Regions from separate parts of the Homo sapiens genome. Here regions 2 and 3 are each linked to region 1. Evidence: chromatin loops called from intact Hi-C (ENCODE). Cell type or tissue: Calu3. All regions are shown on one strand. Each heading gives the region's core, and the rest is flanking DNA. Links, peaks and the distances in the headings are about the cores only.

Region 1 (8,494 bases), core at 337-8,336:
ATATGTGAGACCAAACAGGCATGCACGCACACACACACACATACACGTTTTTGATGCTCACTCAGAAAAATCTAAGGATAGATTGTATTATATGGAATAGTGATATTCTATCTTTACGGAAAAGGGAATTTAGTTATGTAGTTTCTTTTTACTTCTATGACTGAAAAAGCTGAAAATGATGAAATGCTTTATACTATTATGAAGGAGTTAACAATAAAACCAGCAGGTCATTGATACCTTTCTTTCCTGGAAAATGCTTGGGAATCAAGTTACAGAAAATGCGGGGCTTGGAAGTTACCTCAGGAGAACAGAAACTGAAGGAAACCTGGGCAATGTGAGTAAAATATCTCTGTATTTACTGTAAGTGTGAAGTAAATGGATGCGTTCACCAGGAGCCAGCTGAAACAACCTTACTTCCTGTGGCAATCTTGATTATTGGAAATTGCCAACATACCACAAGCAATTTTAATTAGAGGAAACGTATCTTCTTGTCATACTTCATTTGTAAGCAAATGCTTTTTTTAACGAATATAGCATTATGACTGAGTAAATTAACTCCTGGTTACATTTGTATTGTATAGTTAAAAAAAAAAATTGACCATTTGACTCCCCAGACACTTACTCTACAAAGCATGACTCATTGTGGAAATAAAATGTCTTTTCCTTTCTTTCTTTACTAAAAATCAACTTCCTTTCTTAATTGTTTCTCTAAGTCTTTATACCTGACTCAACATTGAGCAGGCCAAGAACGACACATTTTCTTTTACAAACTAGAATTAAAATATTCTCTTTTAGAAACCTCCTAATACCAAAAAGTGTGTTCCAAATACTCATACACAATGTTGCATCATTAATGTCGCGTGTAAATCTACTGCAGGACATGATAAAAGTAGCAGGCCCAGTCATGTAGAGGGGAAGGATGCTTTGGCTTGTTGTCGTAATGCATTTTAGCAATTTGCCAGGCCTCAGAACACTGGTTTACACTTTCTGTACCACAGCATTTTCCTCTAAATTCCTATTTGATTTTTTTTTTTTTTTGGTTTGCTCATTTTTATGAAGAACGTTCTAAAGTCACCTATACAGTCACCTATTTTTTTTACCACTGGTGTAATAATGTTTACTGTTTTATTATGATATTCTAGGCCTCTGCTCACTTCTTAATTGATACTCTCACTGTGGTTATAGTAGCATGTTGTACAGTGCCAGGAGTCAATATTAGCTGAGTAAGCGAGGAAATAAATGAAATGCATTTGATGCTATTCTGGGGACAACTAATAATCTTTACTAGCAAAAAAAAGTTAGAGCAATGATCTATCATATTAACTAGATTATTAAGGTTCTGACATGAAGGTGTTATTCATAAAATATAGTTGTAATTTTAGGGGAAGAGAGCAGTATGGAATGGTGGAAAAACCACAGACCATAGAGTCATAAAAAGTCTGTTTAAATTCATGTTTAATTTCTATAACCTCTTGGGCAACTTACAGAACTTCTCTGAGCTTTAGGTTTTTCTCCTATAAAATAGGGATTAAAAAAATCTACCTTGCTGGGCTTTAATGAGAATTAGAAATAATATGTGGAAGATGCTTGGATGTTGAACATAGAAGCCACCAAATTAAGGATAGCTATTGTCATCACTATTTTTCTTAGCAAATTTTCAACAACTGATTTATTAATCTACCTTTCCATTTTTAAATTCAATTATTTCAGATATTATTTAGACATTTAAACAGTAGGTAGCTACAAAAGGATATTTGATATCCATTTTCCTAAGATCTAGGTATTCTTTTAGCCTCCAAAGTATAAAGGCCCTTATGATGAATACCAACCCCTATTCTTGACTACCTCTGCACTTTCACTGTGTGAATGCAATCTTTGTAAATGTTAATTATTATGAACTACAGCTAATGGAATGATTACTTGTAAAAGGCATAAATGAATACTTGGGACTTGATTTAGTCATTATGCACTTCTCTTGCTACATGCAGATATGGATAGAAAGACTTTATTTTTAAAAGATGGAAGATGGAATAGTATCAAAACATAGAAATTGATTTTAGAAAGCCATTGGAACCCAGGGGTGTATGTAGAAAAAGGCATTGCCTGCGTTGTAGGTTATGATGTTCTGACACCTACAAGCATCTGACATAGCTGACTTTTTAAAAAGTGGTGCTTAAAAGAGTTGGTATGGAACATAAGTAGATAATGCAAATATGTTAGCGACCCCTACCAACAGTTGCAATTATGCAAATTTTAAAACCTTCATCTTTTATAATTAGGTGTAGTGGACTTATGTAGTTAACTTCTCCACTGGCTAGCTCAGATTCTCTAATCTGTTGAACAGCTTTTCCCCTAAAAATAATGCACCTCAAATAGCCAAAAATATGCATTCTGCAAAAGAATGACAATATTTATGATGAAAAGGAAAGACATGACATCCTGAATAATTGTTAGTGACAAATTTCTTGTTTGTGATTTAAGAAATGTGCTTTTATAAAAACCGAGATTCTCTGACAATAATTAAGCATACTGTTGAATTGGTCATAGGAGGATGAAATTTTAATTAATATACTTAAATTCTGGAAATAAAAAAAATTTTGACTGAGTGCTAGAAGGGAAGAAGGCTGCCTATAGTAAAATTTATATAGAAACTAAAATTATCCTTATTAGGTAGATAATTTGCTTGTAGTTAATTACTTTTGAATACTTGAATCTCATTATGCATAGTAGTGAGTATACAGAACTCAATATCATTATCAGCACATAACACAACTATGTGAAATACAGTTTTTAGTAGAGTTATACATATGTTATATATATAAATTATACATACACTTGGAAAACTTTTGTTAAAATTTACATATAATTATAAATATATAAAATTATATATACATATGGCATATTAACCAAATACACTAAATCTTTTGTTTCATTACAATAGAGACTCCAGATGTCTGTTAGTATAGCTAAGTTTTGAATTAAAAAGTTATACTAATTTGAATAAGTTAAAATCTGAGCGATTTGCTTTCATTTTAGTGACAGGCCTAGTGTATTGGTAAACTACACTCGAGATAGGTTACATATGCTATGTTAATTTTCTAATTAAATGTCAGGCTGTACTTAAGGACATAAAGGTTATTTAACAGGAGGAAAAGGAAAAATACAAAAAGCCAATTTTAGCTTATTTTCCCATAAATGAATCAGCCATCGAAATAAGACAGGATAGGGAAAAACGGATACCATGATTTTCTAGAGAGAAAAAATATTCAATCCAAAGCATCCCAAGACATGTAGGGCTTAAGTAAAGTCTGGATAGTAGCTTTAGAAATAGGGCTTGTATTTTATTATCTAAATATTCTTTCCTAAGCATTTTATCTACCAGCTTTCTAGGGACTAATGGAAGGTGATCCAATTTGACTGGTGGAAACTGTAATCACCTGTTAGTTTAAATAATAAAGGCTTAGAGATAATAAAAGGACTTGAAATTTAGATATGATCAGTTTCTATTTCAATGATTCTCAAAAAATTGAATTCACAATTTTTTTCATTAAAACATCCATCATTTCTACCCATTTAAAAATAGGTATAAAAATATATAAACTTCTCAATACAAATTAACTTCAGTGTTATATTAGAATGTGCACACCATAGTCATTACTATCTTTGATTACAATTACTTCAAAACATCATATTTTGTTTGGCTTTACCCTTAGATTCAGTACAGAATCCATCTCTTCCCCAATACCTCTTTTCATGGTATGAATACATTAACCACATTCTAGTAGGGAAACAGTGCATTAATTTGCAACAAAGTGAACAAAACAGTTAGGAAACAAGAATTATTTTAAATACTTTTTTCCTTCATATTTCAGTACTTCAGTTGACTAATTTTAAATTAGGACAAAATAACCCATATTTCTTCTGCATGTCATTTGGCATGAGGAAGAAATATTAGGTTTTGAAATCAATGCAAAACACAAAACAGAAGAACTGGGTCATCAACACAAGGTGGCACTGTGGACCAGTCTCTTAGGAGGAAGTTTGTATTTAAGCATTTTCTCTCTTATTTCTCCAAGACTGATGATTTATATAATTCAGCCTTCCTAATTTTGCCTTTAGGTTTTTTGTTTTTGTTTTTTTTACAAATCTAGTAATGAGATGGGGAATGGAATTATTTTCTCAATTTAAAGAAAAATGCAAATTTTGAGCTCACAATGGGTATTTTTATATAATTAGTTATAATAAAACCCCTAGGTACTGTACTGTATTGACAACTGAATACATATATGGTTACCACTTTTCTCCAAGAGGGACAACTTGCTGTTTTCTTTCATCATATCATGAAAAGGCTCCTCTCCTCTACTGACAGCTATCTCCCTATCATGATTTGCCTAGGATCTGATTTCTTGCTGCTTTAGTTTCTCATACACACTATTATAAGAATCTTTTTACTTATAGCCCATTTTCATGTTGCCATTATTTTGATCAAGTATTTTCTTTCAATCAGGTATCTTCAGTGGACATCTTTTTAAGCATTAGTTTAAATGTAAATTCTTACAATACTTAACTCCAACCCTATCTTAATTTCAAGGCACTGGTGTGCATGCACTCATGTGCACACATACAACACGCAGCTACTATTTCTCATTTGTCTACCCAGGCAAGTCCCATTATCTGTTCTTTAAAAATATTATGAGAATTCCTGTCAGTTATAAGGCCCTTTTCCTAACACTTACTATGTCATTCCCCCAACCCAGGCCATTGTTCACTGGTGTCAATCAGCTTCTTTAAATTTCTCCACAAGGCCCAGCTTTTTGAATAAGACTAAACCCATATTCCACCAGCATATGAGCCTACATTTTGTGGCACATGTATAAAAACTACACTTACATGATGAAATAATCAGAAAATATTTAATGATAGACTATTACTTACAAGGCATGATCTCCAATTAATGCAGCCTCTTCTTCTTCTCTCAGGAATATTTTGTGTTTTCCAATCATATCAAGCATGTGGTGTAATACATATATTTAGCACTTGACACAAGTTCAGGGAATAAATGCATAAGCCCAATTTTCCAATAGCATAAGACTATTAATACTGACACACATGCCACACACACACAAACGTAAACGTATATGATATATATGCAAAAATTTGTTAAAATAATGAAATACTTATAAACTGACACAAATAAAAGTACACATATATTATGCAAGTTTTAAAGGTAAATATGTTTAAAGGCAGAGCATAAGAGTCAATATTGTCATTTAACAGTACTCAACAAAATGCAGAATTAGATACAGATCTAGTGGAATGAGCCTCCTGATTTCATTTCTGCTGTTCAAACGATGAGGACAGCAACTACAGATAATAGTTCAACTAGTAAATGCAGAATATTTAAGATAATACACACTCAAATTTATATAAAAAACTGCATAATTAGCACATATACACCTGAAAAGTTTTGGATGTAACCTTTTAATATTATAGATTCAAAAGTCAGATGTCCATGTACAGTGTTTCTTTCAAAAATTTAATTATTGAATTACAGAAAATTATATTTTAAGATAGGAACATTTTCCACTCTCATATTCCATGAAATAATTTTATTTAAATACTTAGCAGGCATCATTGAGACCGGTTTCTTTTTTATCAATTGAGTCATATCTTTGTCATGTAGAAAGATTTCCCAGGAAGATTTACCTTGACTTTTTGATATATTATACGACAGTTTTTGAATCAATATATGATACTGTCACTGGAACTTTTGTCCCAAGTTACAAGTACCCATTTTCATAACACTAGGAGAGTTTCAGATTTTGTTGTTGTAGTAGATGTTATTTTTGCCTGTTTGTTTTTTCAGTAATGTATCTTAATAATCTATGATCTCCACAATGTAATCAGTCACTATCTTGCTTTATAAAGTGATCTATAATCTATTAATAACATAACCAGCAGGTTTTAGTTCAGGTATAAAGAGTTAACCTGTATTTGACTCATTTAAAAAAATTATATAGATTATAGGTAACTTCTAATAATTCGAAACTAACATTGGTGACAATTATTTCTGGCTTGTTCGCCTTCTCCAAACAGACTTTGCGAGAACTCAATTATAAGATGTGTTTCTCTCTTCTTAGGGAAAATTTTTGGGAAAAACTACATTCCAAAAGGAACTGCATGCAGTTCATGTTGGCTGAAATTGAAGTTCAGTTGAATATTAGATAGATGTCACATAGATAGATAGTATATATAGCAGATATGCTATTTATTTGCAGCAACCTGAAAATATGAAAATAGGTGGGGCTATATATGTAAACAAAGAAGTTGAGCTACTAATATAATAGTGATTCCATGCACTTACTCTGGAATCAGCCAGCCTGGGTTTGAATCCCACCTCTACTATTTACTGCTATGTGATCTTGAGCAAATTGTTACTTGCTGTGAGCCTCAGGAGTAATATTAATGTTTCTTTGATAGAGTGATTTTAAAGGTCATATAAGCTGATTTTGCAAAACATCTAGCTATTGGCTAATGCCTGGTTCATACTGAGTGCTGCAAAAGTGTGTTTTAAAACAAACAAACGACAACAACAAAACGCAAAACGAAGAAACAGACAATGCAATAATCTTTTATTTGTACATGTGTTTTTCTGTTTCTTTTTTTTTCTTAATTCTGTGTAGTAGAGAAGATGTCTAACTGTGGAGACTGTTAAAGAATGATCTTCCTTACTTTTATATGCACTGTATTATTGCTTCGTGTATTTTAGATCTTGCTCTCTTTTCATGTATTAATTTCTAAAACTTTTACCTTTTTTAGTCACCTGGCCATTTTCCTAATGTAGCTTTATATTCAGTTTGCTGTTTGGGGTATTTTATCTTTTTCTGTTTGTCAACTTAAAGTAGTTAGTTTCTCACATTAAATTCTAACATGTAGCTTAATTGAAAAAGGCACATCAACCTGGCATGTTATGAACTATTTAACAATTTAGTAAATATTAATTTAAATATTTTTAAATTGAATGAATGCATAATTCTGAGTCTGTTTAACTTAAATAATCATTAACTTAGAATATTTTAAAATTCTGCTTAAATTCATTTTAAGGCTATTTTTAAATTTTTTGGAAAAATGTTAAACTTTATTTTACTTAAATAATGTAATAATAAGACTTTTATTTTATAGTGTTCATACTAATTATCTATTGCTATATTATAAATTATCACAAACTTGGAAGCTTGAAAAAACACCTATTTGTTAGCTTATGGTTCTTTTCTTGTTAGGAAATCTTAGTTTGTCTATTTGGGTTTTACAAATGTGATGTTATGGGATACATATAAATAGTAAAATGGTTATTATAGTGAAGCAAACATATCTGTCATCTCACATAGTTATCTTTTTTGTATTAAGAGCAGCTAAAATCTACTTATTTAACAAAAATCCCTAATACAATACTTTAGACCTTGTGTTGCACATTAGATTTGCAAACTTGTTCATTGTACATACCTTCCTTTTGTTATTCTTTACCCAACATTTTACCCAACATTTTCCCATTTCTTCTCCTCCCACTCCATGGTAACCACTGTTTCATTCTCTCCATGTAAATGGTCTTTAAAAAAATATACATTTTCTAAGCCAGGCGCGGTGGCTCAAGCCTGTAATCCCAGCACTTTGGGAGGCCGAGGCAGGCGGATCATGAGGTCAGGAGATCGAGACCATCCTGGCTAACATGGTGAAACCCCGTCTCTACTAAAAATACAAAAAATTAGCCGGGCGTGGTGGCGGGCGCCTGTAGTCCCAGCTACTCGGGAGGCTGAGGCAGGAGAATGGCATGAACCCGGGAGGTGGAGCTTGCAGTGAGCCGTGATCGTGCCACTGCACTCCAGCCTGGGTGACAGAGCAAGACTCTGTCTCAAAAAAAGAAAAAAAAAAAAAAAAAAAAAAAATATATATATATATATATATATATATATATTTTCCACATGTAAGTAAGATCATGCAACATTTTTCTTTTTGTGTCTTGCTTATTTCACTTACCATAATGTCTTCCAGGCCCATCTGTGTTTGTGACAGACAGCAGGATCTCCCTTTTTTTAAGGTTGCATAATATTCCATTGTATATGTATACACCACATTTTCTTTATCCATTCCTACATCAATGGACACATGGCTGTTGTGAATAATGTTGCACTGAACATGGGAGTGCAGATGTCTTTATGAGGTGATGATTTTATATCCGTTGGGCATATACCCAAAGACAACTTGATGGATTGTATGGTAGTTCTACTTCTAATTTCTTTAGGAAACTCCAGACTAGCTATACCAATACGCATTCCCACAACGGTGTGCTTGGGTTCCCTTATCTCCACACACTTGCCAACATTTGTTTCCTTTTGTCTTTTTCTATATTTTTTAAGTTGGAGGTCTCACTCTTTCACCCGGGCTGGAGTACAGTGGCTTTATCATATCTCATTTCAGCCTGAATTCCTTTGCTCAA
Region 2 (8,494 bases), core at 74-8,073, 870 kb after region 1:
GGTCTTGACAATGTCCAAGCAAGCACTACAGTGCTTTTTTTTTTTTTTTCCAGAAAAGAAAGAATCCATCTATTTTTTTCTTTTACTTCTTATAAAGGTGACTTAAGTATTATTTTAGTGGCTAATGCAAAACTCACTGCATTCTACTATAAGTATTGTAAATGAAAACATATAGTTACGTAAAGTCAGAAGCAGAGAAAAATGTCCGAATAAGGCTAAAATGTTTTGAAGACAAATTTTAAGAACATGAGGTGTCAAATACTGAATTTAAAAATAGCATTAGAATACCAGAATCACCACATTAAGTTAGTATTCGTGATAGTGTTGAATGAAAGAGAGAGAAAGAAAGGGAGAGAGAAGAAATATCACTGAATTAAAAAAAATCTATATGTAGTTTGTTTTCAGGCCAGAAAAACATCTTGAACATAGCTTTAAGGATGGAATAGTAGATCTGTCACTACTAAAGATAACATACCAACTAATGCCTGCAGTTTGGAATCAAAACTGAATGAATTAATAGAAGTCTGCTTATATTACTGAACACAAATATAAAAATTTATGTTTTTAGGATGCCAATAATAAAATCAAATGATTGGCCAGGCGCAGTGCCTCACACCTATAATCCCAGCACTTTGGGAGGTCGAGGTGGACAGATCACGAGGTCAGGAGTTCAAGACCAGCCTGGCCAACATAGTGAAACCCTGTCTCTATTAAAAATACAATAAATTAGCCAGCTGTGGTGGCAGATGCTTGTAATCCCAGCTACTAGGGAGGCTGAGGCAGGAGAATCACTTGAACCTGGGAGGCAGAGGTTGCAGTGAGTGGAGATCACGCCACTGCACTCTACCCTGGGCAACAACACAAGACTCCATCTCAATAAATAAATAAATAAATAAATAATCAAATGATTAAAGAGTTTTGTTTTTTAAAAAATAGAATTAGTGTCACAGTTCTTAGTGGTGGTCTGTGGCTCACCAATATTTTATGAGCTTAGATATTTAGTAAAAGTGGATTTCTTACAATAAAAAAATGGTTATTTTTGACAACAAAATGTCTTGACTTTATGAATGTGCTAATTGTTTGATTTGGCCTCAGACGTTTGTTATTTAGGCACAGCACAGCGCATATAATTTCATTATGACAAATGTAGATTTTGGAGAACATAATTTAATAGACATTTATGGACAATGAAATGCTTATACAACTCTTTGCAACCAAATGTATCCATAATTTCTATACTGAGGATTTTCACTGTACGTCTATTAATAAGAATTAATATTTTCATCTAAGACCTTAAACATTGTTTACTAACTTTGGACCAATATCTTCTGTCTGTCTTATCAGTAGATTGGAAAATGGCTTTTCATATAGTAGACATTCACACCTCAAGGAGCTAGAGCAGCACATTTACAGATACACTTCTGCTAAGGGTCATCCCCCTGCCCTTGTTCTGCCACCTTCATTCTCTAAAACCAAATATGGATAAGGATCAAGAACAAACAGCAGAATTTTCTAGAAATACAATTTAAACATTTGATTCTCTTGGTAAGTGACGTTTTCTGGGATATTTTCCTCTTTGGATTGCTTCTTCTTTCTTTTGGTATTTCATGAAACTGTTGTTATATCTGAGATTTGGTGTTTTCTCTCACTTGGAAGGGCTTTCCTCACCTAGACAGACCTAGTAGGACTTAGTAGGACCAGACAAGGGTCCATGGAAAGGGAGACACTAAGCTCATAAAAGCTTGTTTCCATTATTGGCAGATGAGATCTTAGTGACATCCTGGTACACAGTAGGTCATGAGGGTAAGGGACAATATATGGATGTAGGGCTAATGTGTCTGCTACTAATAGCACATCTTTTTGCCTGGAGTGTCTCACTTAGGATCATGAGCTGGCAGTAGGTGGCTGATGAAGAATTTCAGATTTCAGGCAGTACTAATGCTTTGTTTCTCTATTTGAAAATGAGGGAAAATATCCATTTTTCAGAAAGCCCGAGGTGTTGTGGAAACAAGAGACCCAGACCCTCCACTGCAATGGTACCAGGTAGGTTCTTGGTTTGAAGGAACATCAAAACTATAGAGACATTTTCCAACTATTTTTAGGTCTGCATCCTTAGTTAAGCACTTGAAAGAATTGCACAGAAATATTAGAAATTCATAGACATGTAATTTTTTTTGCTCTTTTCTTGGGGAGGAATCAGAAAAATTTCTATAAATCTGTTCAACTAATCATAGACATATGTCAAGTGATTGAAAGAAATTAGCAGAAGTTTAAAGAAAATATCAAAATATGATCTGTTTGATCACTCCCTTAAGGGAAAATTTTTAATACATTATGAAGACAGACACTTTTTATTAACACAGAGACATGGAAATCAGCAGAATAAATACCTGAATTGATTATTGTAAATGCAGTTTGAAGAAATTTCAAATAGAGAGAGGCACAAACATTTGAAATCCTTTTAATTCAGTGCTTTCAAAAAAATCATAAAGACCAGTCATGTGCAGATTATAGGCAGCTGGTTTTCCTTTTGCTTTACCCTCAAATTCAAGGTGCTTCACCACAATATAGGAGCCTAATCAATATTCATTAACTGCAGAATCAGTTTTTTAAAATCCATCATTTAATTTGTTACATTAGAAGTTATGCAAATTTGTATAATTATGAAGAGATTTAGATTATAGAATTGTGTTTTACTTTGCAAATAGAAAAGCTAAGGCTGATACCAATGGCTGATTTTAGAGTGAGCTGTCTTACTAGTTCAGAATGATTACCTTTGGTTCCTATTCCAAATGATGACCAATCTTAAGACATGAACAGAACTGGTAATTAGGTGGCATACTTCCCCAGAAGATGGCAGCTACAATGCAAGAAAAATGAGGAGTGGGATCTTTACACTGTTTTTGAGATTTAATGATTTTAAAATTAAACACAGAAAAAGTCTTAATCTTATCCAATCTCCAAAGAGATTTTTTTGTTAATGTTGGAGTTGGTTTCTATCTATTGAACAGTTGAATACATATCATCCTTCCGTTTCTGAAACTTAAGCAAATGGACCAAGAGAATTGAGCACATTTAGCCATTCTTTTTTATCAGCCCAACACCCTTAAGCCAAGCACCAGTGGAGCCCAACATCATGGCACATTTCCCCACAATATACTCACACTCAACCACCACCTAGGAGGGAAAAGAGTGTGAGGGTTATTGAGCACTGAGAATTTTTCCAATGAATCACAATTATGTGAACACCTGTGCTAAGTTTGTGCTGATCCTCTGTGAAAATTTGCACAGTGCTCAACAGCCCTGAATATTTCTCATTTATTATCTCAGGTGGGGTGGTCTGCAACTGCACATTAGGTTGCAGTATGAAGCATGTAAGGACACACATCCAAGACCTCATCGAGGACCTTTTCATTCTACCTGCAGGGTACAGCTGTGCCTTTTAACAGGCTAGAGTTCTGCTTCTGAATGTCTGCTCAGAAAACTTAAGGACAAATATAGAAACCCTTCATCTGCAAGTAAAATGATTGTAGAAAATGCAATACATTTACTTACATTTCAAGAGAATCTATCATAGGATTGACATTGGGAAAAAACTAATGATCAATGATATTTTAATGAATATATAGGCTTATAATATGTTAAACTGAAAAGGTGTCAAAACTGTAAAGGATGAGAAAGAACTTTACACATAAACATACATTTTGAACGGCCACTAATCCCTCTTCTTAGGAAGTAAAAATATAGAGTGAAACTGGTCTAGATCCCCAAGAATCGGTAGGTTACTTCACTTTTGAAGTCAATGATTGGTAAGAATTGGAAAACAATTTGTGACCAGAATCCTCAAAATACTTAAAGCTTAGATGTAAGTGGTGAAATTGAGATCAGTGAATAAGCTGGATACAGGGTCAATTGTTGATTCCACAGCAGAAGTTCTGCATGACTCGAACAAGGCTTTCATTGAAACTATTCTCTGTCTTAAGAACTATAAACTACTATGAGGTCTCTGCATGTTAATACAGTATCAAGAATAGAATTTTCTTTGTAGCTCTGTAGACTTAATATTTACCAAAGACTCTTTAGTGAAATATATCTGTTACTTTGAATAATTAAGTTTAGTAGAAGATAAATTTAAGGATATGGATATAAAGACCAGGGACTACTCTGGCAGTATAAAATGTTTTAAAAGTAATACATTGGACTCTGGAACTTCATTCTACCTAACAGCATCATCTGCTTACCAGTAGGAACAAGGCACATAGTATTCTGTGGCAAATGCAATTGTTATTGAAGACAACATTGCAGTATGAGGTAACAGAGGAAATTATGAAAAAGAAATCCTGGAGCTATTGAAAAGTCCTAGGATAAGAATGTCAGTGGGTCCCTAGGTAATGGTTGTTGGTTTGGGGACACAGGAGAAAAGACTAAGGGATCTAGAGGTTTCTGATTTTGCACTGGTGTGTGGTTGGCAGATACAGGAACCCCAAGTGACTAGGCTTTGATTTGCTTTCCTTAAAATTTTTACTCATCCGGTTTCAGTCTCTGTCTCTGGTATTAGGTGAAAAGACATCTTTTTCCCTGCTGCTGAGACTGTATGTAATTAGATGAAAGGAGAAACTAGAGGCTCGGGAAAAGCATTGCTGATTTGTACCTCGGCTTAATTCCAAAGATTCTGCTTGTGAAAATTAACTTTTTCTGCTTCTAGGTCCATGGCACTCGTTTCTAAGAGGAGTTTGAAAGTTAGCTGAGTGTATGAGGAGGAGAAAAAAGGATCAGTAGGTTGGACTAGATCCATATATCACATACTTTCACCAAGAAATTAGATTTATTGGGTTTTATGAGCACCAGGCATATGCTAAGCACTTGATATATTATCTCATTTAATCTTCAGGACAGTATGAAAGAGTAACAGGTCTTATACCACTTTGCAAGATAAGGAAAATGAAGCTTAGAGAGGTTAACTAGCAGTCATGTTAGAGTCAGACTTGAACCCTCGTCTAGCTGATGGCAAAACTCAATTTTAACTACTACACAATACTGCCTCCCAGTGGCTGGAATTTGGTAAGCATTCAGCCAACATCAGCTACTGAGGTGGTGGTGTTTTTCTTAGGGGGAAGCTGGTCTTAAATCCTTTAGGCTTAAGTCTCAAAGGCATATAGAAAGAGGTCTTGCTTATCAGAATTATTAAGATGTCTACTCTCTTACATAAAAATGGCTAGTTCAAGCCAAGCTCCAAGTGTGACTGTAAGCAAACAAATAGATGACTACCTTGTTTATGAAGCATACTTTGAATTAGTTCCTAGTCAAATATAAAAATGCTTGGTGGTCGCTTGAAGCATAATTTGTGCCAACAAAATTCCACCAAGCAAAGAGATTCTGTAGTGTCAACATTTAAAACTTCTATAAATACTTCCTTCAGTTTCCACAAAGTATAAACTAATAAAAAAGAGAAATAAAAAGTCAATAAAGAAAAAAAGTACTTTTTTGGGTAGAAGGCTAAGAGAATGAATGCATGTAATATGTCTTGAAGTGTTAAGAAAATATTTTCTTTAGTTTTTAAGTAGAGTGAAGAAAAAATAATATGTGTGTAAGGAAGGACAAAATTTAGTTGTTCACAGGCTTGGCCTCAGGCAAAATTCTAAAATAGGTATTTTTCATGTACACGTCCCTAGCACACACACACATGCACAAAGTTGTTCTTCAATGCCCTTTTCTCAATGTTCAGTGTTCTCTCTCTTCAACCTCCAAAGCGTTCACTTTTTGGTACCCCCTCGGATTCCCTAATTTCATTCTTTGTTTCGAAATCCCACTGCACAGCTTCTCACAGTATAGACATTTCCTCTCTTCATTCATCATAACATTGCAGTGGACTAGCCCATTTTTTTCAAGATATTGGTAGGTCACTGGTTAGCAATGCCTATGAACAAATTATAATTAAGGTCTTAATGAATGGTAAAAGGCTTAATGTTTTATTTTACCTTGCTGTATTTATTTCATATTATGGACTTTTCTAGATAAAATGCCTCAGATCGAAATAATTAGTTCCAAATGATGGGAATTTCAAACTCTGTGATAGGTTGGTGAGAAAGCGATTTCTGCAAAGCTGTCTTTGCCCCATGTTCCTTGAAATATGTGCCAAAGGTAAATGTTTACTTTACCTATGTATAAGGTTGACCCTAGTGAACAGGTATATTGAAATATTATAATCCCTGAGAAGAAAGGTCACTGATAATGGCATTAATGCTGCCAGTCCTTACTTTCTATTAAATGATACTTCAATATGCAACATTCTACACTTGATCTCTGGTAAATGGATGTTAGTGACCTTGAGTCAACAATCTTTGCCTTCTTTAGACATTGGATAGCACTATAACATTTTAAATTTATAATTGTGTTTACTTTTAAAATGGAGTTTAAAAGTCTTTAAACTGGATAGGTAGAGAAATTGAAATGACGATACAGAAAGTCTGTAAATGGTTGGATGGATATCACATATCACACCATCTATGGCTCAGCAGTAAATGCACTGTGATGGCAGAACCATGAGGGTATATCACATTAATGCATAATTCAAGGTCTTTAAGTATCTGTGAGTCGTTGACAAGATACATTGCCACGTGTTTTACAATCCACCATGTCAATTCATTGTCTTTATAACGTTAAATGAATGTGGGCTATAGGCTTTAAAAGTTTCTGGACCAGCTTCTTCATTATGAAGAAGGTATTGTTTCTGTCCACTTGTGCTGTGTGGAACATTTAAGAAGCTTCCTACCTTCCCCTAACTTTTCTCCCCAACTATGGCCAGCAACATTATGGTCTCTCCACATATATGCCCCCCTCTTTTTTTTTTGAGACGAGTTCTCACTCTGTCACCCAGACTGGAGTGCAGTGGCAGGATCAGGACTCACTGCAGCCTCAGCCTCCCAGACTCAAGTGATCTCTCCCGCCTCAGCCACCTCAATAGCTAGGACTACAGGCATGTGCCACCACACGGGGCTAATATTTGGTATTGTGAGTAGAGACGGTGTTTCACTCTGTTGCCCAGGCAGCTCTCAAACTCCTGGAGTCAAGTGATCCACCCACCTCGGCCTTCCAAAATGTTAGGATTATAGGCCTGAGCCACACCCAGCCCCACATTTATACTTATCACAATTGCCAAAGGACAAATTCTTCCACGGAGAGGTGTGAATTACTAGAAAGGTTGGTTGTGTTGTCATTCATGTTTTGTAACATTTTAAAATGTGGTTTTAAGCAACAAAAACTTTTTTTAGTAGCAAAGAACATCACAGACTATAAAGGAAATGATTATTCTGCTTTATCTGCTAAATTGCATGACATGGCGGCCTTGTTCTCAGTTGGACAATGCATCCATGAATTGTATCATATTCATGTTCATGATGGAAGCCTATATAGTAATTAAAATAAATTAACCAATTCTAAATGCATGAACATGGATAAGTCTTGAAAACATAATGGTGAGTGAAAAAGCAAGTATCTGATATATGCCATTTATGTACATTTAAAATTATAGAACAATGTAACATTATTTATGGATACATACATATGTAGTAAACATACACAAACGTGGATGTGAAAGCTACAAACCAATTTTGACACAGTGGCTCTTACCTTTGGCAGGAAGTGGGGATGATAATTAAAGGGGGTCATGACATCACTTTTGGGTACACAGTGGTCTTCAATTCCCTTTGTATTATTTTGTTAGGAAGAAAGGCATGAAGCAAACATGTAAAATTTTATAATTCACTTACAGTTATTAAATCATAGTGAATACACGAGTGCCTATTATTCCCTGTACTTTACACTTTTGAAATATTTTATTATAATAATAATGAATTGGTAAAATAAACTTCAAGTTTAAGATGGGAATTGACTAGTAATTTTTAGTACTGTCTCTTCCAAATTTTCACTAAAATTCCCAAGGAGACATGAGAAAATGTGGAAAGCCACAATTTAAACTAGGGCAAACCAACAAGGCTAACTCTAGAATCCAGGAGGAACTGATTCATAGTAAAAGTCTAATAGAGCAGGAAGGAGAAAAACCTGTTCAGTTTTCAGGTAATAGCATCTACCGGCTTTACTTCCTGGGAACAAGAAGTGTGTATGTGTCGTAGTGGGGGATGTGCGTGGAGAATCCCAAAACAAAACTTTTGAAGGGTAAAGTGAACAATGCACATTGGAATATTTTGGAAAATATAAAAAGGGAGAAAGTAGGAAAGCAGAACCCATGATTCTCACGTGCAAAGCCAGCCAGTCCTATTTCCAACCTCAGAGCTACTGTGGCTTTTGACAGTAGGGAAAGGAGATGTTCAATGATACTTCTTTGATTGTACAATGAGGTGTTCAGCCACTGGGGAACCCTCATTTCATGTCCCCCTTCAACCGCACAGCTCAAAAGCCACTTGGAATATATATATTTTATATATATATATATATATTATATATATATATATTTTATATATATATATATTTTATA
Region 3 (8,494 bases), core at 74-8,073, 260 kb after region 1:
GGGGGGCAGAGGTTGCAATGAGCTGACATCACGCCACTGCACTCCAGCCTGGGCAACAGAGTGAGATTCTGTCTCAAGAAAGAAGGGAAGGGAAGGGGAGGGGAGGGGAGGGGAGGCGAGGGGAGGCAAGGGGAGGGGAGGGGAGGGGGAGGAAGAAAGAAAAGAAGGAAAGAAAGAAAGAAAAAGAAAGAAAGAAAGAAAGAAAGAAAGAAAGAAAGAAAGAAAGAAAAGAAAGAAAGAAATCCTCTATGAGAGGCAGTATATCGGTTTGTAGCACAGATTCTAAAGCCAGATTCCTGATTTTGAGTTATATTGGCTTTGCCACAGCCAGCTGTGAGACTTCAGAAAAGTCCCTGAACCTCCATTTCCTCATCTATAAATAAGGATCTTTTTTCTTTTACCAAGGTCATGAAATTATTTTGAGGATCAGTTAAGTCCGTAATATAAAGCACTTTTAATAGTGCCTAGCTTATAGTAAATGCTTGATAAATAGTCTCTACCATGCCAAGTATTATTACTACTGTTATTAATAATTATATTAACACTGCCTCTCAGAGATGAAAGACAGAAGACTTGGCAAATTTCACATATTACATCAGTGACTAGACACTTTGTTCTACAAATAAAAGGATATGAAGCCTAGGGCTAAATGATCAACACATGCATTTCTAAACAAGAAAGAAGAGACCCATGGGGTGTGGTTTGAGGGATATCACAAGTCTTCTCACTCATCTCTGCCACCCTTTCATCATGAACTTGCAGAAGTAATTTAAGGTTTCTGGGACTCAATTTCTACAACTATAAAATAAGAAGCTCTTTCTGCATTCAATGATGTTCTTTTGCAATTATTCAGTAACAATATCTATTTTTACAACAAGCTAAGGCAGGGCTTTTAGATCCTCAACATATAAATGTCTCAAACAAGACATCCATAACTTTTCAGTTTGTACTTTTCTTTCTTGAGCTTTAGAAGAGAGGAGTATAAGAACAGCAATATGGCTTGCATAAAGGGAAGGTGATCAGATTTGCAAAACACAGGGAAGTTATTTTGACACAGAGATGGGGGCCTCTAAACGCAGGCTACACCTGCTTCTCATCAACACTAAGGGCTGGCCTTGCTAGCATTTGAGGATTCTTGGACGTGTAGAAATCTCCTAGCCAACTCACCAAAGAAAGAAAACACCAAGCAAAAAACATTGTCTTCTAGATAACCGACTGTGAAACCTGAGAATCATAATAGTCTCTCTAACTGAATCAAAAATCAAAACTAATAGATGAAGGAATCAGACATTCTTTTCCAGCACCAAATTCGGTTGTGAATAGTGTGTTGTAAAAGACATGGAATAGAAATATCCCATGTTTTTGGCAAAATGAGAAGAGTCAAGCATTCCTGTATGAAGCAGGCCTAATAGTTTGAATATATCACTTGGTTTTCTGAATCACTTCTTGTTGTTTTTCTCTTCCCTAAAGTTTTTCCCTTCCTAAAGTTTTTCCTTCACTAAAGGTGACTACTCCACACCATAACATCTAATATCTCTCTATACCAATAGAGTGTATATTTATATCCTTAATTTATCTCAGGGCGAATACTATATTTTATTCATCGTTGTAATTAAAACGGGTACCTCTTTTAAGATAAATATAAATGAAACAATCAAATCTCACACTTCAACTCAGTCATAATGAGAGGTGAAGCTGGCTGGGCTTCTGGGTCAGGTGGGGACTTGGAGAACTTTTCTGTCTAGCTAAAGGATTGTAAACACACCAATCAGCACTCTGTGTCTAGCTAAAGATTTGTAAACACACCAATCAGCACTCTGTAAAAACACACCAATCAATACTCTGTGTCTAGCTAAAGGTTTGTAAATGCACCAATCAGCACTCTGTAAAACAGACCAATCAGCACTCTGTAAAATGGACCAATCAGCAGGATGTGGGTGGGGCCAAATGAGGGAATAAAAGCTGGCCACACCCAAGCCAGCAGGCAACCTGCTTGGGTCCCCTTCCACGTTGTGGAAGCTGTGTTCTTTTGCTCTTCACAGTAAATCTTGCTGCTGCTCACTCTTTGGGTCCTCACTACCTTTATGAGCTGTAACACCATGAGGGTCTGCAGCTTCACTCCTGAAGTCAGCGAGACCACGAACCCCCCAGGTGGAACGAACAACTCCAGACGCGCCACCTTTAAGAGCTGTAACACTCACTGTGAAGGCCTACGGTTTCACTCCTGAAGTCAGTGAGACCACGAACCCAGACCAACTCCGGACACATCTGAACATCTGAAGGTACAAACTCCGGACACACCATCTTTAAGAACTGTAACACTCACCACGAGGGTCCATGGCTTCATTCTTGAAGTCAGTGAGACCAAGAACCCACCAGAAGGAAACAATTCTGGACACAATAATTCATATTATTATTTATAAAACACATTTTATGGCAATTGAGTAAGGATGTAAAAAAATTGTGAATAGATTATTTTATAGCATATATTTTGGTTAAAAAACTATAGCTACATTTATTTATTTATGTGTTTATTTATTTAGAACCAGAGTCTTGCTCTGTTGCCCAGGCTGGAGTGTAGTGACACAATCTTGGTTCACTGAAACCTCCACCTCCCAGGTTCAAGCTATTCTCCAGCCTCAGCCTCCTGAGTAGCTGGGATTACAGGTTCCCGCCACCATGCCCAGCTAATTTTTGTATTTTTAGTAGAGACGGGATTTCACCGTCTTGGCCAGACTGGTCTTGAACTCCTGACCTCGTGATCCACCTGCCTCAGACTCCCAAAGTGCTGGGATTACAGGTGTGAGCCACTGTGCCCGGCCAGCTACTCTTTTTTTAAGTATAAAGTTATATGAGTAATACAAACATAATTTATTGTTATGAACCCTGATTTTTGACATGCATAAGAGTTTCCTCCAAATGAGATCATTCAGCTTTTATTGGGGGTAGTGTGTGAAATATAAAATGAAACTTATTATTCTTGGCTAAATTTTTCTGGACTTAAGTTGTTTTCTTATGATAAATACATGATTTAAGTCAATGCAGTCAACACAATGGAGGAAACACCAGCCAGATTTGTTAGATTCCTTCTATTGGTTGATTCTTTCAAATATTGCTCTAACTGGACCCTAGAGACAGTGAGACAGTGTTAGAAGGGAAATTTAAAACTAGAAATGAAAGTACACTAAAATTACACAGTATCCACATAACACTTTTGTGGGAATTATTAAAGGTGGATGATGCCACCCCAAGGGCAAAGGCACGATCAGTTGTGAACAGGCTAGACGTAGACTTCCCCTAAGCCCTTCAACCAGTCATCTTTGTGCAGTCCACAACTTATGCAACCTCTGCAGTCCACAACTTGTGCAGCGCTGAAACATTGTGTTGGTTTAGCAAACAAATTAAAGGCAAAGGTTTTCTTTAAAGGTTTATGTTGTAATTAATTAAAATGAGCATGGCTGTCTTCTGAATTCATTTGTCAGAATAATAGCAAATCCAATGAGAGTTTCAAAATATTTCAAAATTTAGAAGATTCCTTGCCACCTGTGCCACTTAGGGGAATGCTTACCTTCACTCAGGCTTTATTTATTTATTTATTTTTTTGAGAATCAGATATGAGGTAAACTGTATAAATATTGGAAAATTTATCCTTTTTATTATTTCCTCATAATAAAAATAAATTTACTCATATGAAATCCATACCTTTTCTACGCTGACATACCATATTGAAAGATTAATTACATACACTTCCACTTGAATTCCAAAACTATAAAAAGTCTATTTATGTGTGCATACACACATATACAATAGGCATTTCTCTCTTTAGAATAAACAATGTTAGAGAATATTCATTATTCAAATCTAGACTCAGAGCTGAATGATCCAAAAATGTTTTATTTCTACATAACATAGACAAGTGTTTAAAACAGAAATTCAATATTTTTAGAAGTTTTCAACCTTGCTGCAAATTAACAAGTTCATGTTTTCATTGTTTCATATAAAAATGAGTGCGGTAACTCATGAAAAATCGTGCTTCATGTGTGATTAAGCTGATTTATCTCTACTTCTAATTCCATTTACTTTAACAAAATGCTAACATTGAAAGAAGGGGGCTTCAGAAGCTGACAAGAAGTTTAGTTTTCAAGGAAAATCACAGGATTGGACTCCATGCTTGTCTACACCATGATCACTGGCATTTACAGGGAGGAATTTGTGCAATGGGCAGGAAGATTATTGCTAACGCTGTCCAGAGATCATGAGGCTTGCATTTAACAAACATAACTTTATACTTTCCAAGGCCAACCTCAGGCTAGGAGTCAGGATATATGCCCTTGGCAATTAAGCTGGAGAAGCAAATTATGGACTGACGTACCATGAAATACCACCAGGCCTTTGAAGAATAGTTCGCTGAAGAATGTGCTAACTAAATGGATACTTAATTGAGACAATAAGATTTCCATGGCAAATTATAACATGCAATTTGCACCATTCATGTATCTGCTGCAAACATTAATAAAGAGGATTATTCTCTAATACTGAAAACAAATCACAAATTGCTAAATCTTAATGAAAAGTACAGGACTTCCCTCTATTGGTGGCCTTTGGAGTTTTGTTCCTTAGACTGGCTTAGCAATCTTCATGCCCAATATTTGACTTCCATTCAATACTGAAGGTGCATACTGATGTTTTTGTATTGGCAGTTCCCTGGTATGACTTAGCTGATAGCTCATCCTTCACAAGAATGCTTACATGAATGGCACCCGAGTTGGAAGGAAAGTGAGTAATCAAAGTGGTTTATAGAGCTCTTATTATTTGCTTTCTGCCCCCTAGGAACTCTTCATTTCACTAACTGATGTCTTCTAGTATCTTGGGAGCAGGGAAGGAAATATATAGATGCCATTTTTACCCCTATCATTACTCCCACTTTGATGCATTCTTAAGCTTATTTCTCACTTCTTATCGTGGCATGAGGGAGTTGAATACATGAAGCTTCTCCATCCCCTCTCTCTACCTTGTTGGCAGACTTACAGAGTCACCCAGGACTCTCCCACGGCTAGGTGAAGACTGCAGTCAGGCTCATCTCACCATTTTCAGCAAAACTTTCCCAAAGTTTAGGCTCAGAAAGTTAATGGCATCATGTTCCCCCTGGCTGAAGAGGGAAGCCTATGGCTATGCCGGGATCCACCCTGATGGGTCCGGTTCTCACCAAAGGGCTCCAGGCTATAGAATTTTCCTTCTTCCTTTCTTATCAAGTTTTCCTCCTAAATCTCATATACCATCTGGGTTCTGATATTAAGCTTGCTAATATCAAAAATTAATTCACACTCAAGTGTTAGGGCTTTACCGCAGTTTATTTTGGTTGAGTGGATGTTTTGATGGCTCCCACTTCTTATATCATTGTATATATAATAGTTCTGTTTAGTGAGCTCCACTCCAAATAGTGTCCTAAGTATGTTGAAAATATGATCTCATCTAATCAAGCACAGAACCACCTCCTTTGCCTACTTGTAAGGTTGGTGTTGGCCCAACAACATGCACACAGTACTTGTTTCTATGTTTATCTTTCATTATCCTGGGTTACAACATTTATCTAACCTGAGTGGTTTAAGAATCACTCTACAAAAATGCTTTCTGTGCCTGTTATGGCCTAACTCTACGTTTCTGTTGATTTTAAAGTAAATGATACATGATTCCTGACTTCAAGGATTTCATTGTTCAGTAAGAGAGAGAGATATGAATTATTACAAGGCGGATGATAGAGGGCCTCAATCCAACTTCTCTTCTAACTCTTCCTGCCAGAGTGAAATTGCTACTTTACTTGTCTGTTTCCTGCCCACCCCCTGATCTATTTGTGGCCCAAAATTGTGTCTTAGCAAATTTGTAACCATATTTCCTAACTTCAGGATCCAAAATATGTTAGATAAGAAAAATAGGTATATCATTCCATATTATGGATAGAGAAACTACTCATAGACTTTGAAGGCTTATTCAAAATCTGAAACTAGAAACATCAGAGTTGGAGTTCAGATCTGAGTCCATTGGCACCCTGTAACATGTTTTTACCTCAACATCCTATCTCTGTTGACATTCCTTTTCAGGAATCAATCCGATAGCAATGTATGTGTAAGCAAGAATACTAAAAGCAAATATACTTATAGTCATTTCTAGTAGTCTACAGATCACCCAGGTGTAAATTATCTACTTTGTGGCTTATCTGTTAAAAATGATTGCTATCAGAGTGGCTACCATTTGCCATCTAATACACCTCTGAGCCTTTTCTCTCTCATTATCACTTTTGCAAGAAATGTAAACTGCTGAGATTCTATTATTAGCTTAGATGCAACATAATTTAAACAATAAATCTGATATACATACCCTTGCCAATTGACAGAATGCCACCTAAGTTTAACATAAATGACTTTCAAAAGATGCACCCCTGCATTAACACAGATAATTTCATTTTAATTTACATTCAGAGATTCTGTTTTGGGTAGGGGTAACTGAGAATATTGGTGTGTATTTTTCTTTCTGAGGCCGCCCACCTCCAGGCGATATTTTATTGCTTTACTCTTGGAGGCTCAAAATCTCATGAAATCCTAGAAGGGAAATCTTGGAAATGCAGCCCTCTCTTTTTTAATTGTCATGGAATGACAGCATTCCATAGAAAGGATTACTAGTAACCTGCCAAAAGTAAAGCTCCCAGGTGAGCAAGAGCATCTTTTCAAACACAGAGAGTAAATTCAATCTTGTCATAAGTGGTCATTTACTCAGGAAACCATTCTCTCTAGTTTCTAGAAATTATTTTTAAGCATATAAACTCCCAGGAATGACTGCAAAAGATCAACAAAGATGAAGCTGCAAAAATTAATCACAAACACACACACACAGGGAGAGAGAGAGAGAGAGAGAGAGAGAGAGAGAGATAAGCCTCTTGTGACTTTAAATAAACAGACAAAACCAAATTTCCATTCCACTTCTTTCATCAAACTTTTCTTATTCCATCCAGATAGACACCCTAAAGGTAGTAATAGTCTCACCAGGCATAGTGCTACCTACAAACCACTAGTAGAGCTTCCATGAAGATTAGGAAGACACAAAGGTTTTTGTCTCTTCAGAACAAAAAGTACATTGCACTTAATAATGAACCTGTCATTTTAAACGTCCAGGTTTCAATTATATAAGTAATAGAGTTTAGAGATGAACTGTTTGTATAATTTTGCCCAGAATTTAGATTTATATTTTGTACTTCTATAAATATTTCCTGAAATGTATTCAAATAGCAAGGTGTTAGTTACATATATTAATATGGCAATTCTAATAGCTATCTGTACAATGCAAACTTTACTAAGCTACTACAGGAATCCCTTTTCATTCAGTACTAGAGACAAACTGGCAAATGTAGATAGTGGCCCAGTTGGTTAATAATTATCTTGCTCTCACTGAGAAAAGTCAGTTATCTCAAGACAAGCACATGCAAATTTGAAGGAATGGGGGAAAGAGAAATGGTGGGGCAATGGAGAGGAAAGAGAAACAGAAAAATAATATAGAAAGTATGTATTCAAGGTTCTTTGTAAGGCTATATGTCTAGGATGAGATAATTGCCCTTCTATTACATGGTTCTGAAGATTACTCAGAAAAGAAAGAATAAATAATCCTAACCTATATACTATAATCACATGCAGCAACTTGTATTCATTATGGAGAATAGAACAAGTAGAGTACCCAAACATAAAAAAAAGACGAGAAAGATAAGAAGCATTCATCAAGCAGTATGTAACTGCCATTTACATCAACTGCCCGCAGAAACATTCCAAAAGCTAATATTTCAGCAACATAAACAAAGTCATAATTAAAAGTTTCAATGTCATATCATGCAGCTCTTTATTTTTAATGTAGTATTTGTTCAACTTAGAGAACTAATAATTTTTCTCTTATTAATGTTTGCAGAAAGATCCAGTGGATCATTTCAGAATTTAGTTTGGCTCTCCCCACACAGGATTTAACCAGGCTGACAGATTCAGCACAGGAAAGTATTTTAATGTAATGATATACCACCACTTCTAGACCCAATGACAAGATGAAAATCCAAGAGCAGGCATAAAACACCTATAAAGAAATGACAGAGCTTGAAGTCAGTGTGAATAATTTCTGAATCATAAATTCACAAAGGGAACAGGGAAAAGAAAGGAGAAAAGGAGAAGCAAAGAGGAGGGGGAAAAGTTGAGTAGCTTGTTCCACCCACCTCAAATGCTGAATTTAAGAGCTTTCTGCACATTCATGTTGCCCAGTGACAGGGCTTCAGGTACATCAAGTGGCCCACAGTTGCAGATGCATTAGAAGCTCTGCTTCAATTGTGTTCAGAGGCCAAGTGTGTACCCAGTTAGGTAATCAGGCTTTTTCATGTTGACTACAGATATCCTCATCACGTGCGCAGTTGTGCATAATGGAAAACATGTAATGTTCACAATGGCTTCCCTCAAACTTCACTTTCCTT

Evidence for each region. A loop is a pair of places that touch in the nucleus more often than their neighbours do. Peaks named below come from ENCODE experiments on the same cell type or tissue, not always from the same donor. Only the 100,000 strongest peaks of a DNase experiment are listed, where the experiment ranks them.
Region 2: it touches region 1 in a loop (6-fold over the local background); 23 of 110 quality-filtered maps call a loop at or near these places.
Region 3: it touches region 1 in a loop (4-fold over the local background); 4 of 110 quality-filtered maps call a loop at or near these places.

Annotation. Positions count from the first base shown.
Region 1 is chr2:163,187,577-163,196,070 of GRCh38, forward strand. No RefSeq gene overlaps it. Among named protein-coding and RNA genes, the nearest start is that of KCNH7, 350 kb to the left of the region's middle. In Calu3, for the core only: a CTCF peak has its summit at 4,002 (motif pointing right); a DNase peak (open chromatin) is centred at 4,015.
Region 2 is chr2:164,056,286-164,064,779 of GRCh38, forward strand. No RefSeq gene overlaps it. Among named protein-coding and RNA genes, the nearest start is that of FIGN, 320 kb to the left of the region's middle. RefSeq lists a silencer at 4,874-5,168. In Calu3, for the core only: no CTCF peak of the experiment used is centred there; a DNase peak (open chromatin) is centred at 5,056.
Region 3 is chr2:163,448,566-163,457,059 of GRCh38, forward strand. LOC107985829 (a long non-coding RNA gene) reads right to left here and starts at 8,372. Exons shown (of 2, transcript XR_001739222.2): 1 at 8,243-8,372. LOC105373728 (a long non-coding RNA gene) reads left to right here and starts at 2,241. Exons shown (of 3, transcript XR_923548.3): 1 at 2,241-2,282; 2 at 4,701-4,776; 3 at 7,948-8,194. In Calu3, for the core only: no CTCF peak of the experiment used is centred there; no DNase peak of the experiment used is centred there.